Linked DNA regions of Homo sapiens: region 2 is linked to region 1. Evidence: chromatin loops called from intact Hi-C (ENCODE). Cell type or tissue: heart right ventricle. All regions are shown on one strand.

What was found. Peaks named below come from ENCODE experiments on the same cell type or tissue, not always from the same donor. Only the 100,000 strongest peaks of a DNase experiment are listed, where the experiment ranks them.
Region 2: a loop joins it to region 1, with 2.5 times the contacts of the local background. A loop is called at or near these places in 3 of 110 quality-filtered maps.

The regions. Positions count from the first base shown.
Region 1 is chr3:73,341,396-73,349,395 of GRCh38, forward strand. No RefSeq gene overlaps it. Among named protein-coding and RNA genes, the nearest start is that of PDZRN3-AS1, 280 kb to the right of the region's middle. In heart right ventricle, no CTCF peak of the experiment used is centred here; no DNase peak of the experiment used is centred here; H3K27ac peaks cover 786 bases.
Region 2 is chr3:73,486,387-73,494,386 of GRCh38, forward strand. The region is part of intron 3 of PDZRN3 (PDZ domain containing ring finger 3); the gene reads right to left. Among named protein-coding and RNA genes, the nearest start is that of PDZRN3-AS1, 130 kb to the right of the region's middle. In heart right ventricle, no CTCF peak of the experiment used is centred here; a DNase peak (open chromatin) is centred at 4,562; H3K27ac peaks cover 4,400 bases.

The DNA.
Region 1 (8,000 bases):
AGAGAGAAAAAAATTCAAGAGACACTGAGGTGAAAGAAAGGACGTGTCTCAGCAGTGGCTTTTATAGTAACCTGGTTTCACCAACTGCATTCTAGTGCTAGGCCCAAAGCTGAGGTGGTTGACTCCCTGTCTGCCTTCCAAGCTTACAGCACAAGGGTTTCTTAGAAAAGCTACACTGGAACTTCTCGGACACATAGCTCATCTCAAAGCCTGAGAATTCTCCCCAGGTTTTCAGCTCCATTTCTCAATGAGCTGCCATCAAAAATAAACCAAGTTATCATTCAGAAAATGCCTGCTGTTATCCTCAAATTTGCATACCCCAGATGAGGCTGCAAAGCCATTTATCTCTCAAGAGCAGCCTGCTGTGGTCCCTTTTATATTTTTATGGGATTGTCCTTAAATGGCTGATTAGTTTGGGGGTGATTTATAAATGCTTCAAGCTTGGCAATTTCTCCCTAAATGATTGGACAGATTTGTGTCTGGCTTTAAGCAGCCTGGGCTTTTTGTTTCTTTAGTGCGTCACCTCACCAGCCACCACCCCCAATTCATGGCGGCCTCTTTTTCCAGTCTAAGTCAGCTTAGTCTTTCACCAAGTTTTCCCAAGGCTTTAAAATTGCAAGCCTTTGGCCATTTATTTTTTGGAAAGGCAGAGTACCAGGTACAGTTTCTTCTTTCCCTTCCTTTCTTATTCAGGGACAAGAGAGAATTGTGCAGACGCTGGATCAGTTATTTATCCTTTTTGGGCCTTGGTTTACTCATTTGAAAAAGGTGAAATGATATAATCTTGTTCTCACTAAGCAGTGGAGAAAGGAATTAGCTTCTGTTAGGAAATTGCTTGGCACTATTCTGTGTTCACAGTACACCCCTAATCTTAGCTGCTATTTTTACTGTTATGATGATTTGGCAAGAGGTGAGCATGAAAGGTGAGGACACTTTCAGCTTCATGTACTTGGACTCCATATGATCTACTTACAGTTATTCATGCTTGGCCTCATCAAAGTGAAGCTTATCTATGGTAGGTCCAGCTTTCTACCTATCTGTGATGATATATCCTCATTTATTAATTTACTTTATGTTTTGTTCTATTTTTAATTTAATTTTTAATCTTACTAAAGTAATAAATGTATACCAGATGTCATGTTCCCATTCTTGGATCTTCCTCTATAGAGGCAAACTACTTTTTTCACTTTTCTCTGTTTCTTATGTGATGTTTATTTCCTTTTCTTTGAGACAGAGTCTTGCTCTGTCGCCCAGGCTGCAGTGCAGCGGCACAATCTCGGCTCACTGCAAGCTCTGCCTCCTGGGTTAACGCCATTCTCCTGCCTCAGCCTCCCAGGTAGCTGGGACTACAGGCGCCTGCCACCAAGCCTGGCTAATTTTTTGTATTTTTAGTAGAGATGGGGTTTCACCGTGTTAGCCAGGATGGTCTTGATCTCCTGACCTCATGATCTGCCCCCCTCGGCCTCTCAAAGTGCTGGGATTACAGGCGTGAGCCACCGCGCCCGGCCTTATTTCCATATTTTTAAGAAATACACTTACCTGGCTATTTCTTGGCTTATTCATTTTAGACTATTTATTGACTTCCTAAAATGGAAGGTGATATATGTACTTCTCATATGTCCGCCACCACACACAGACACAGCCCACGTGCAAGCTTCCCCTTTCCACATTCTTCCATTACTATGTCATAAGTTTTGGTCAATTACTATTCTGTGTTAATATTGTTTTTATTATGAAAATATTGTTCACTGCCAAACCATGGAACATACTATAGCTAACTTTTCCTTTCTTTTACAGCCTTTTCTTTTTCTGATAGTTAATAATTGCTTTGATTATTTATTTTAATTTGCTTAATTTTCCATGTTCTTGTCATTAATTTTTTCTCAAACACTGATAAAAGTATAAGACTCTTCACAACATAGGCTAACACATAAGGCAAACCATCAGTTTTATTTCTGGAAAGGCATTCCTGCACCCACCTGAGCTAGTTGTCCTGTAGGTCAGCTGTACAATTATCTTTCAGAGATTTCCTTTTACCATCAAATGGGGGGTTTCCTTTTCCTCTTTTGATTGATGCTCTTTCTCTTGGATCTCTTAGAAATTATTATTGGTTTACTCACTCATTTTAGTGGCACACATCTCCCAGTAACTTGCTAAGAAAGGATACATTGAACACCAAAATATTAAGACTTTATATGTCTGAAAATATAAAGACTTTTTTTTTTTTTTTTTTTAGACAGAGTCTCACTCTGTCACCAGGCTGGAGTGCAGTGGTGTGATCTTGGCTCACTGCTACCTCTGCCTCCTGGATTCAAGCAATTTTCCTGCCTCAGCCTCCTGCGTAGCTGAGACTACAGGCACATGCCATGACACCCAGCTAATTTTTGTGTTTTTAGTAGTGACGGGTTTTCACCATGTTGGCCAGGATGTTCTCGATCTCTTGACCTCGTGGTCCGCCCACCTCAACCTGCAAAAGTGCTGGGATTACAGGCGTGAGCCACCACACCTGGCCATAAAGACTTTTTTTATTACATTTGATTAATAATTTATTAGGCTATGTAATTTTGGGTTGGAAGTAATTATTTCTCAGAATATTCAAGGCCTTACTCCATTGCTTTCTGCTTTTCAGGTTTGCTGTTGAGAAGTCTAATGCTAATTCCTGTTTGCAGGTGATGTGTTGTAAATATTTGTCTCTTAGGAAGTCCTTAGCTTAAAGTCTTCTCTCTATTGCTAGTGTTCTGAAATGTCCTAATGATACACCTTAAAGCAGACTTTGTCAATTCCTTCTGCTCCACATCCAGAGGCCATTTCATTCTAGAGATTCAGGTTTTGCAGCTCTGGCACATTTTATTGCTTTTTATCATTGATGGTTTTCTTTCCATTATTGTCTCTGTTTGCTCCTCTGAGTCTCTGATTTTGGACTCTCCGGATTGAGCCTCTGATTTGATTGATTCTCTTCTGCTTCCCATATATTTTGTCTTTTTGTTATACTTTGAGAGATTTTTCGCAACTCTATACCATTTCTTGTATTGATTTTTTATTATTGTATTTTAAATTTCTAGACACTTTGTTATTCTCAAAGTGCTTCCTTTTACAGAATCCTATTCTTGTTTCATGGATGTGATTTTTTTTAAAGCTAACTATTGTGATTATGGTATTTGAATTCCTCCTTTCCTTCCTCCCCAACTCACCACCATCTATTTGTCTTGGTTTTGATCGTTTGTTTTCGGAGGTTTATTCACATATCTGGTTTGATTGTCCATTCATATTTTGGGAATCAGGGAAAAAGCTGCTTGAAATTGAGTGTGTGTGTTTGGGGTGTTTGAAGTATGTGTGCATGCCTGGAATATGTGTGTGGTATTTGGGGTGTGTGTGTGTGTGTGTTTGGGATATGTATTTGGGGTGTGTGTTTGGGATGTGTACATATATAGACACGTTGCTTAATGATGAGGACAAATTTGGAGAAATCTACCATTAGGCAATTTTGTCTTTGTGTGAACATCATAGATTGTACTCACACAAACCTAGGTTGTATAGCCTACAATGCACCTAGGCTCTGTGGTACAGCCTGTGGCTCCTAAGCTACAAACCTCTATGGCTTGTTACTGTTCTGAATACTGTAGCCAACTGTAACACAATGGTAAGTATTTGTGCATTGAAATATATCTCAACATAGAAAAGGTACAGTAAAAATGCAGTATGATAATCTTACGGGACCACTGTCACATATATGGTTTGCCATTGACTGAAATGTCATTATGCACTGTATGACTGTGTATGTCTTTGGAAGGGTGTGTATGCATTTGGGGTATATGTGGATTTGGGGGTGTGTGTGTCTGGAGTATGTTTGGCAGGGAAAGATTGGTGGCTTCACTGTAAAGTAAGCAAGCCCACTCCAGCCATTTTGCCATGATACTCTTCAAATGTAAGTGTCTGGAGGTTTTTTTCTGTTGGATCAGTCAACCTAGGAATCTTTCAGTCTCCTGCCTCAGGAAGAATAAGCTCAGCTCCCAGGATGATTCTAGGGACCACAGTGGGCAGAAGGAACAGGGGCTCTCATTATTCGGTATGCAGAATTTTACTGCATCCCTCTTTTCTGTTCAATGCTTCATCTATATTTTTGCTGTGCCTTAAGAGTTTTCAGGTTTGGAAAACATGTCTGATTTGACAACTACAGATATAAAAACCCCATTAACTCTTGGGGTTAGAATGGGTTCCAAACTGGCTGTGAGGTGTTGCGAAAAGTGCCCTGGAAGTCTAACGGTTCCTTTCATGAACTCTGAGTTAAAAGTTTAGTCTCTTTTGGCCTGGCGCGGTTGCTCACGCCTGTAATCCCAGCACTTTGGGAGGCCGAAGCGGGCAGATCACGAGGTCAGGAGATCGAGACCATCCTGGCTAACACGGTGAAACCCCGTCTCTACTAAAAATACAAATAATTAGCCGGGCATGGTGGCGGGCGCCTGTAGTCCCAGCTACCTGGGAGGCTGAGGCAGGAGAATGGCGTGATCCCGGGAAGCAGAGTTTGCAGTGAGCCGAGATTGCGCCACTGCACTCCAGCCTGGGAGAGAGAGCAAGACTCTGTCTCAAAAAAAAAAAAAAAATTTAGTCTCTTTTTAGTCTTATCCCTTGTCCTTCTTTTAGAGATATCTGGTGCTCCAATTCCTGCATCTTTCGGGGGTCCAGCACACATTGGCAACCCCCACCACCCAAACACATTTAGGTCTCAGCGTTTTGTGTTCAGAAGTTTGCTGATATCTTTTAACTGTTGGCATCTTATCTCCTATTCTCTTTGTCCTTGTGAATTTCTATCTTCTTGTACCTTTCTTGATATTTAAATGGAATTTCGGAAGGAAGCAGAAATAACTGCATATTTTCAATCAATGCTTTCCGAAGTCTCAATTACTCTGTGTTAACATATCTTAAAGTCTACACACCGCTGAGGAATGTGATAGAAAGCAGGGAAGACTGATTTTTTCTGTTTTTGCTGGGCTCTATGCATTATGGTAGGGCTGTACAAATTAGGTTTTTTCAACATATATTTATTGAGCACCTCCCATATGCTAGACATAATTTTAAATGGAGAGGGGCAGATGCAGAGGTTAACAGATAATATCTTTTCCTTGGGGGAACTTGTATTCTAGGTGGTGGTGGGGAGACAGGCTGTAAACAAAAAAGTAATGTCAACATTGTCAGGTGGTTTTAAGTGCTGTGCAATGTGGAAACTAAAATATATGAGTACTGGAAAGTTATGAGGGGACATGTTTTGACTGGGTAGTCAGGGCAGTCCTCCCTGGAAAGGGGACTTTCAGTTGACCTCTGAGTAATCAGAAGGAGCCAGCTATGGCAAAGCCTGCACAAGCACAGGGAACATCTAGAACAGAAGCTCCAAGGTAGAAACATAAAGCATCCAAGAAACATAGAGAGAGGTGGCTGGGGTACAGAGGGTTATGGGAGAGAGCAGTTTTAGAAGTGGTTGAGTATTCAGCAGGATGAGACTGTGTGGGTTTCTAGGAGAGGTGAGGCATTTGAATCTCACCCTAAGTTGAAGCTTTGATAAGTTTAAATTTTTGCTGCGGGGGAGGTAGAGGAAGTAGCATGATCTGATTGCAACTTTTCTAAGTCCACTCTGGATGATATTCTGAGCAGAAAGGATGATAGGAGGTGTATTAGCTGGCTCAAGCTGCTACAACAGAATGCCACAGACTGTGTGGCTTAAACAACAGAAATTTATGGCTCTCTTCTCGGCTTGCAGACAGCCACCTTCTTGCTGTGTGCTCACATGGCCTTTCCTCTGTGTGTGTCCTCCTGGTGTCTCCTCCCTTTTTTCTCTCTCTCTTTCTTTCTTTCTTTTTCTTTTCTTTTCTTTTTTTTTTCCTGACAGAGTCTCGCTCTGTCACCCAGGCTGAAGTGCAGTGGTGTGATCTTGGCTCACTGCAACCTCTGCCTCCTGGGTTCAAGCGATTCTCCTGTCTCAGCCTCCTTAGTAGCTGAAATTACAGGCACCTGCCACCATGCCGGCTAATTTCTTTCTTTCTTTCTTTTTTTTTTTTTTTTTTGAGATGGAGTCTCGCGCTGTCACCCAGGCTGGAGTATAGTGGCACGACTCCACTCACAACCTCTGCCTCCTGGGTTCAAGTGATTCTCCTGCCTCAGTCTCCTGAGTAGCTGGGATTACAGGCACCCACCACCACACCCAGCTAAGTCTTTGTATTTTTGGTAGAGACGGGGTTTCACTATGTTGGCCAGGCTGGCCTTGAACTCCTGACCTCGTGATCCACCCGCCTTGGCCTCTCAAAGTGCTGGGATTTCAGGTGTGGGTCACCGCACCCAGCCCCTTTTTTTGTATTTTTAGTAGAGATGGGGTTTTACCACGTTGACCAGGCTGGTCTCGAAGTCCCGACCTCAGGTGATCCGCCTGCCTTGGCCTCCCAAAGTACTAGGATTACACTTGTGAGCCACTGCACCCGGCTTCTTCCCTTTTTTCATGAGGACAGTAGTCCTACTGGATTATGGCCACATATTTATAACCTCATTTAACCTGAATTATCTCTTCAAAAGCCCTATATTCAAATACAGTCACATTGGGGTTAGGGCTTCAACCTGTGAATTCTGGGAAGACATAATTCAGTCCATAACAAGAGGCTAGAATGGAACCCACAAGGCCAGTAGAAAACTTTCAGTAACTCAGGTAGAGGTGCTGATGGCTCAGCCAGATGGCGAGCAGGCAGCTGAAGTGGATGGGATTTGATTGGCAATAGAGAAGGCGGGACATACAATTGGATTAGATGTGGAACAAGAAGAATCAAGAATAATGTTGGATGCAAAGACATAAGAATGATACAATGAACTTTGGGGACTCAGGGGAAAGGATGGGTTGGGAGTGAGGGATAAAAGACTACAAATTGAGTTCAGTGTATACGGCTCAAGTGATGGGTGCACCAAAATCTCACTAATCACCACTAAAGAACTTACTCATGTAACCAAATACCTCCTGTTCCCCAAAACCTATGGAAATAATTTTTTTTTTAAAAAAAGAATAACGTTGGGATTTTTGGTTTCTTTGGGGGATTTTAGAGGAGCAAGTTTTCAGAAAAAGCAATTGGCAGCACTGTTCGGGAATGTTAATGTTTAAAAGTAAGGCTTTTAATTAAAAGTATAAACCTTAGCTATGTATAGAAAAGCAACAGCCATCATCAGTGATGAATTTTTACTGAGTGAACATGTTCACATAAGCACTTCACAGATCAAGGCACTGAACCTTACCGGCACCCAGAATGTGTTAGTTTGAGAAGTCTCCTAGACACCCGAGTAGGGATATTAAGTAAGTGTCTAGAGGACAAGCTACAGGGAAAACTTTAGGAGCCATTTGGCATATACATGATGTTTAAAGCCATGGAACTAGATGAAATTAACAACAAAGAGATGATGGCTAGAACCCAGAAGGTTTTTCCTTACTGTCATAGCTTGGGGGGTACAGACAGTTGGATTTGGAGCAGAATGGGCAGACTCATACTAGGAAACTCAGCAGGGCCATTAGGTAGGAGAGGCAGTGGCTCCCTGGTGGGCTGGAGGGCAAGATTGTGCTTTGAGGAGAGAATGGTCAAATATGCTGAAAGCTGCTAAAAGAATGAGTAAAAGAGACTAGAAATGTGTTCTTTGCCCTGAGTGACATGAGGGACCCTGGTGACACTGAGGAGCCATTTCACCTGTTGGTGGGGGAGATGTACAGCTGGTGTCAGTGAAGAAAGAAGTAGGATGGTGAAGAAGTGGAAACAGCAAGAGGACACAAAATTAGATAACTGTTGTGAAGGGGAGCAGAAACATGCTATGGTGTTTGGCGGGGGTGATGGGATTAACCTGGAGGATTTTCTAAAGATGAGAGATAGGCATACAAGTTTGTGAGCTCTTGGGAATGATCCAGTGGAAGTGATGACTCAGGAAAGAGTGAGTCTATGTACCAGGGAAGTGGAGGGGTCCAGAGCACAAATGTATTTTAAAGA
Region 2 (8,000 bases), 140 kb after region 1:
ATGAGGTGGAAGGAAAAAAAAATCAATCCACCAAGCATTATGATTCTTAAAAGCCTGAAAACAGCCCCATTAAACCAGCCAAAAAATAAACAAAAAGCCATGCATTTGTTCAATGGTTACAGAATTTCTGTGTAGGGTAATGAAAAGGTTAAGAAATAGAAGTGATGGACGTAAGACAACGTGAATGTAATGTATGCCGCTGAATTGTACATTTAAAAATGGTTAAAATAGTAAAATAATAAGTATATTTTACCATAATTTTAAAAGAAGGAAAAAGTCATACATGCAATTTGTCAGGTCTATGAAAGTTTCCTCAATGTAGCATTGGTTAAGTTGGGAGGCAGAGCTGGAAGATATTTTGTTTTGTGATTATTTGCAAAGCTGGCGGTAACTGATTGGCATAGATAACAACTAAACGTTATCATCGGACATATCAAAGGTCAGATATTTTATTTCATATCAGGAAAACTGATTATTTGGAAAGGACTGGAGAGATATAAATAAATCAACCTAAGAAACAGCCTTAAACTTATGGCCTATTATAAGCTAAATCTTTGTCTAGTTAAAATGTCTTTTTGCTCCAAAGTTGGTGCCCACTGTATTTTACACCTTGTCTCCTCTTTCCCCCAATAAATTAGTTAAGACATCTAAATATTCAAAACTTCTCATCTACATGAGAATCAAATGGATTTTTATAGCAATATAATAAAAAATCCACAATATTAATTGACTTTTAATAGGGGCATCTAAATGTCAACTTGCTGGATTTTTTTTCAATAACTTCAATATCTCTAAATTTATAGGTATTTCCTACATGATAGTGTCAGGTTCTAAAATTCAAGCCACTTTCTAGAAAAATTTTTTTTAACTATAATAAATTTAAGTGGCATTTAATTCTGTGCCTTATTATTAGAGGGTCACGTTCTTCTTTAAAAAGGAAGCAAATGATTTTTTACCTCTGGGGGGAAAAGCCACCAATATAAGTACTTAAATAATAAAACGGAGCAGAGGAACCTAGACAGTCATTTTAAACGTTCACTCTTTACACCTCCCAGGAGAAGGCTGTCTTTGCTTTTCTATGTTTTCCGAGGGGTGGACTAATCAGTTCATTACAATACACAAGATGAAGATGTCACAATTGCTTGATCCCAGCTAATGACTGCTGGGACTGTCCAGGCCGTTTCGAAGCTCTGTTCTCCTGTGACCCTAAGCTTTCTTCTCTGGCTAAAACTTACTTTCTTTTTTTTCCCCCATAAATTTGGGACAGATATGCCCCATTAAATAGCCAAAACAATCACAACCTTGATTTTCTCCAAGCACCTATAAACAGCTCTTATGTAAGCTGAATAATTCCTGTGTCACTATTTGAGGCAAATGCAGAACATTTTTGAAACCCATCTGACCTTTCCAGCAATTTCTTGCTCTTTGCCAGAAGCGGGGCCTTTGGCTGCTCATTACTTAAAGCATTCACCTTTAAGGCCATTTCACAACAGGGCAAAGACTCCCAGAAACATCACCTAATGAGAACCCTAGAAACCATTTTCTTATCTCACAGCAGTGTGTAGGAGAAAAACACATTATATGCCTACTGTGGGCTGATATTCCCCAATTTTAGATAAGCTCTTTTCAATAAGGTTGCAACGGTGGCACTAGGCTTTTATATTTCAAGGGGGCAAATGAAAGGCACAAAGTGTTCTGAGTTTTAAATTAACTGCCACAACAGGTGCCAGCACAGGTCTGATAGCTACCAGATGAAACCCCGTTTTAAGGAAACAAATGAACTAAAATGTAAATTTTTCTATTAAAGGTTTCCTTGGGATTAAAGCCTCTGCCTTTTAGGAAGAAATTAACCCAAGATGGGGAGGAGTAGAAAGATACAGCTACCACTTGGGGAAATTAAAGGCTATGATGATAAAACTTACCCTGTCTCCAAATATCTGCCTGCCCCTATCAACCTTTCCTACTATCTCCCATGGTACTCTCCTCCCTAGTCCCCAGGCCCCAGTCACAAAACCTTCTTTCAGTTTTTCCAATGAGCCAGGTTCTTTCCTACCACAGGGTCTCTGCACAGGCTGTCCCTGCTGCCTGGAACAATCTTCCCAGCTCTTCCCTTGGATGCTACCTTCTCATAGCTTGGGACTTGGCTTCAATGACTTGTCATCCAAGAAGCCACCTGCCTACCATCTCTACAAGTCTCTCACCTTCTCGGCCTTTCTTTGTCCTGACCTCTTTGTTTATGTCTTACTTAGCCCTTAGAAGAAATTATATTCATAGGTAAGGGGAGGCATCTTCCTATCTTTCTATTACCAACAGGGCTGGCTTCGTGCACTTAGGAGAACCCTGTGCTTGGGGCTTAATGCTCTAGTGGTTGTCTTAAAATTCTAAATAATTTTATCTTAAAATTTGTGTTTTGTAAGTGAAATTTGATGGGATCATGGAGCATGCACTGGGGACCTGGAGGCTTGGCCCCTCCTGGCCCCCTCCTCCCCATCTCTGCTGCTGATTTCCATCCTTGGTGGGGCCTGGGAGAGGCGAGGGTTGGAGTCAGGTGTGTGTGCCTGTAGTGGGTGGGCATGACAGTGCCACAGTGTGTTCGATAGGCCTAACGCATCCTGGCACATTGGTTGCCATATCTTTGGGCATCATGCATTGGGTGTGGATTAGGGCTGCAGGCCCTTGGGATGGGGGAGATACCTGGCTTGATTTCCCCAGCCCCAGCCAAGGCACAGTGCACTGAGCAGGTGACTAGCAGGAGAGGTACCCAGCAGCTAGTGGGCAGGGTGCAGCTTCTTCCACTTGTGCTATATTTCCTTGCCTGAAAATGCATGGCATTAAATAGCAAATAGCAGGACAGGGAGACAGAAAGATCATGAAAGAAAAGGAAAAGCTTTATATTTTCATATCTTTAATGGTACCTTTTCCTGCTTTTTCAAACAACGGATCCCCATATTTTCATTTTGCACTGGTCCCTGCAAATTATGTGGCTGATCCTGTTTAGCACTGTATCCTTAGCATCCAGTACAGAGTAGATACTCCAACTCTGCTGAAGAAAACCCTCTTTCTCCATTGTCTATCACAAATAGTGTAAGATAGTGAGAAGTGAGAGGAGGACTTCAGAGGAGTTGCCCTGCATAAGACTAAATACAACATCAAGGCTGTCCTAGCCATGCATATGGGCAGTTTCTTTTCTTTTTTTTTTTTTTTGAGATGGAGTCTCATTCTTTTACCCAAGCTGGAGTGCAGTGGCATGATTTCGGCTCACTGCAACCTCCGCCTCTTCGGTTCAAGCGATTCTCCTGCTTCAGCCTCCCCAGTAGCTGGAATTACAGGTGCCCACCACCATGCTGGGCTAATTTTTGTATTTTTAGTAGAGATGGTGTTTCATCAGTTGGCCAGGCTGGTCTCCAACTCCTGACCTCCAGTAATCTGCCTGCCTCAGCCTCCCAAAGTGCTGGGATTCCAGGCGTGAGCCACCACGCCCGGCCGGTAGTTTCAAATATTCTCACAGGCACCCAAAACGGTGATGGTTCAGAAGGTCTCTCAGGCATCTAAACCCACAAATGTGATTACAAAATAATGATCTGATTTTGTGAGTAGCTTGTGGAATCAGCCAAGTTACTTATAATCACATCTCTTTATGTGTGAATGTATGGATTGACTAAAAAATCCTCTGATGAACTGATTTTAATTGGTACGATCTGCTCTGCAGAAACTTAAAGACATTATTTTTTTCCAAACAACTAATTTTATCTTCACGCCCCAGCACACCTGCACCCCTGGTGGGGCACACCTCTCCCTCTGAAAGGTGGCAAAAGCAGCAGAGCCTGCTTTCCCTTGGGCTTAAAGGGAGCACCCCATACAGAATGCTTGCTTGGCTGAAGTTAATGCTGACCGTTCTGCTTTGGAGACCAACTCTCACTGCTGCACATGGAAACCCAAGACCATGTACGCCCACTACGAAGAGAAATCACACTGTGCTCCTGTTAGGATTCTTATTGATAATGTACAACCAGCACATTCTGACAGTTTTCAGCTCCATATTTGACTGAAAAAGCCTCCCAGCCCCTCTCAACACCCACTGCAAGAGCAGATCTTGCTCCTTTTGGGATGGGCATCTACATCACGGCAAATGTGGGCAACAGCCCCACAGCTGTATTTGTACCAAAGATCAAAGGTTTTTTTTCTTCACCCATTCTCCACCTATAAATTCAAATGTGAGCAATGGCAACAAAAATGGGGGGTATGGGCTTATTCTTTACTGCTGAATCAGCACAAAATCCCACTTAAGGGGAAAAGGCTGAACTATTCAGTCATAGTCACATAAAAATGACCTTTCTAATGAAGGCCTGGTTCTCTGGCAGGTAAGCAATGGCAGACCCCATGCCTGCCTCCTGAGTAAGGAATGCAGGCAGTGGCTACCGCTCCCTGTATCCCTGAACTTCAAAGGAATTCAAGTGACCTAGACCAGCTGGCTGCCAAAGAAAACAGTGTCCAAGGACTCCCTGGCCAGAGATAAGTGCAGGCACAGCAGTCCTTCAACGCACGGGGCTTCTATTTCCTGCCCCTCTCATGTTGAAACTGCAATATCAGGAGACAGCAAAAGCCTGCCAGGCAAGCCCTCCAAGTTCAGGGTCAGTTCAGCTCGCTCCAGGAAAGCTCAGGGAGGCTGCTGATTCCCAAAAGCCCCATTTGCTCAAGCTCATAAGTGCGACCCTCTGGCCTCCTGGCAGGCAGGCTGCATAAGCCCTTGTACCACGCAAGCTCCTGCTCAGGTTACAGAAACTCATATTTTAAATCGGTGAAGTTCTCTCTGGGGTGCTTAGGAAGAATTCTTGCAGCCCATGTCATTCCCTACTTCAGGGAGTGTACTAAGATTAGCCTATAAATGACTCAATGGTTCACCAGGGGCCCCTTTCATGGCCTCCCCCATGGAAGATGCAGCCAGGAGGGGAATCTTGATATCTGAATGCTTTTTGTACCACTCCTGGGTTCTGAGCTGGCTCTACTGGCCACAAACCTGCTTCTTGGAGCCCATTTCAAGAAGATGCAAATTTATATTGCCAGTTAGGTTTTGCATCCATTGCTCAAATGCAGATTTTAAACTGAGAGGAGTATGAGGTCATGGGAAGAAGAGCCCTTGTTAATTCAAGTAGACAGACTTCCAGTCAACAGGAAGAGCAAAAGAAAAACCTTGTGTGGAAGGTTCCTTTTTTTTTTTTAAGAAGCAGGGTCTTCAGGGTCTTGCTTTGTTGCCCAGGCTGGAGTGCAGTGACACAATCATAGCTCACTGCAGCCTTGAATTCCTGGACTCAAGCAATCCTCCCACCTCCTACAGAGTAGCTGAGACTACAGGTGCATACCACTGTGTATGGCTAATATTTAACTTATTTTTTATAGAGTTGGGGGGTCCCTTTTTGTTGTCTAGCCTGGTCTTGAACTCCTGGCTTCAAGCAATCCTCCTGCCTCAGCCTTCCAAAGCATTGGGATTACAGGCATGAGCGACCATGAAGCCAGAAGGTTCTTGATTGGACCAGAGGTGCAGGGTTCACACGTCTCAGGGTACTCCAAGGCTCTAGCAAGAAATGAATTTAGGGACCTCTGCCTTTGATATGTGCTTCTTCACACCCCACCCTCTCTAAAGGAAAAACACACAGACCACTGAAAAGAACACTCTTAAAAAGATTCTGAAAACTAGCAGTGAAGAAAGTTTCAACTAGTGCTTCTCATATTCTCTAACTGTAGAATCCCTTTCCTGAGCATATCAGGCCCCCAAACCAATTTCAAGGGGCCTCTGAAATTTCTAAATTGGTTTCCAAAATAAAATTATCAAAATATTTCACAGAAAAACCCAGATTTCTGTCTTCTCGTGCAAAAATGTGGATGTGCAGGCAGCTGTGGGCTTGTATCTCCTCCTGGGGATAACTAGGGCTCTGGAGTAGCTTATATCATAGGCTGGGCTGTGTGCCTGTGAGCTCGCTACGGTCCCTGGTCTCATTCCCTCTTGTCCTTTGCCTTCTTGGCCCTAGGGGGCATTTGAATTTATGACCCTTGCCTTGAATATGCTCTAAAAAATATGGGACTTAACAATTATCCAAAGCACACGTGAAGGGTATTCATTGGATGTCTGGGTGCATGGTGCTGTTCTCAGTGATCTGGGGCTGCAGAGGTGTTTAAGAACACCCCGCTTCACAGGAGCTTAGAGAAGGGTGAAAAGATAAGGCACATTCAGCAGAGAAGCACCCAAGGAGGCAGTGTGGTACTGAGGCCCTGCTGCTAAGCACTGGCATTTGGACAGCTAGACAGGAAGAAAGGGCTCTGCTGTTCCATAGGCCTGTGGGGTGACTACAGTTAACAGTACTGTGTATTTCAAAATGGCTAGGAGAAAGGATTTTGAATGTTCCCAGTGCAAATAAATGATAAATGGTTGAGGTGGTGGATATGCCAATTACCTAATCTGATCATTACATATTGTATGCATGTATTGAAATATCATATGTACCACATAAATATGTACAATTATTATGTATCAATTTTTAAAAATTAAAACAAAAATAAATGAGTACTCTTAGGGTTAGACTAGATGGAAGGCTTTTCAACCTTTTTTTTTTTTTTTTTTGGCCCTCCTTACACTTTGGAGACTCTTCCCTTATGTGAAATTTTATAAAGAATGAAATCTGAAGGAGGTGGGAGAGGGTATGTCCGGGCCCCCATCTCCTTGGTGTTCCCTTCTTATGCCATAATTTCTCCTTGGCCTCAGAGGCACCTTTACTGCAGGTGAGGGCTCTTTCAAGCCCAGATGGAGCCTCAATGGCCTGGGTGACACCCAAGGTCTCTCTAGACTCTTATGTTCTACCTGTCTTTCTGAAAGCCCCATGGAGTGGGGAGGACAGCCATGACATAGTAAGAAAAGGAGAATTCCCTAGCACCTGACTGAAAAAAATAACTGGGAAGAGAGACAGTGACAATACACAATACACATGACCTCACGTACATGGAGCACGGTGACCATGAACTGTAACATTAAGTATCACCTCAGAAGCATTCCAAACCTGGGTGACTGAGCGCCCCAGTAGATGAGGAGGAGCAGGAGGCTGTGTGGATGTTCACACACCGCCCCCACCTCCCCCAAGAAGATAAGCACTCATGGAAAATCAGAGAGACTGCAGACTCAAATCCCTGGTATCCCTGTAATGTGCACCTCTTGTTTCTGCCCGCCCTCATCCACTCTTGGTAATAGCTCATTTCCACTAGGGCAGCCATCCCTCCTCTCCTTCTCTCAACAGGGTTCCACTTAAGTTGATTCTATCACGACTAGTTTTAGTGATGAAGAGGTGCCTCAGGCCTGGCTAGTCAGATTGCTGATTGGTTAAGGGATGGCACATGCCCTAAACTGGGCCAATGGGTGACCTCCCTATGATTTTTGCTAGAATTATCAAGAAAAGGACTTGCTTTTAAGCAACCACTGGGATTGCTGGGCTGTGACAGGATCAATCTTGGCGGTGCTAGGGGCCACTTTCACCATGTTTGAGAAGAACGTGCCCCAAAACCAAGCCAACAGTGTTTAGCACAGCTAAGTAAATTGAAAGAGACCAATCAACGTTGGATGACCAGATTTGAATATTTGGCTCTAGCTGAGTCTCAAGCTAGATATCCTTGTATTTTTCCATTGCTTTAGCCAATGAATTGTCATTTGCTTTTCGCTATGTTTTGTTTTCTGCTGAGGCCAATTTGGGCTGGGCTTCTGACACATGCATTCCAGAGAGTCCTGCCCGATAGAATCTTTCTTCACTGACCACCACTGTAACAAGTTAGTTAAGTACCTCAAATTCATACTGAGCCTTTCTTACTACAAAACAAGATCAGAATCAGAGAATTAAGAAGTAGAAGGCCATTTACATTATCTCTGTAATAGTAGTTACACATCTTTAACACCACTCATTAGAAAACTAATTTTGGTCCATGTCCAAATCTAACCATTCCCTAAAATAACTCACTTTCAT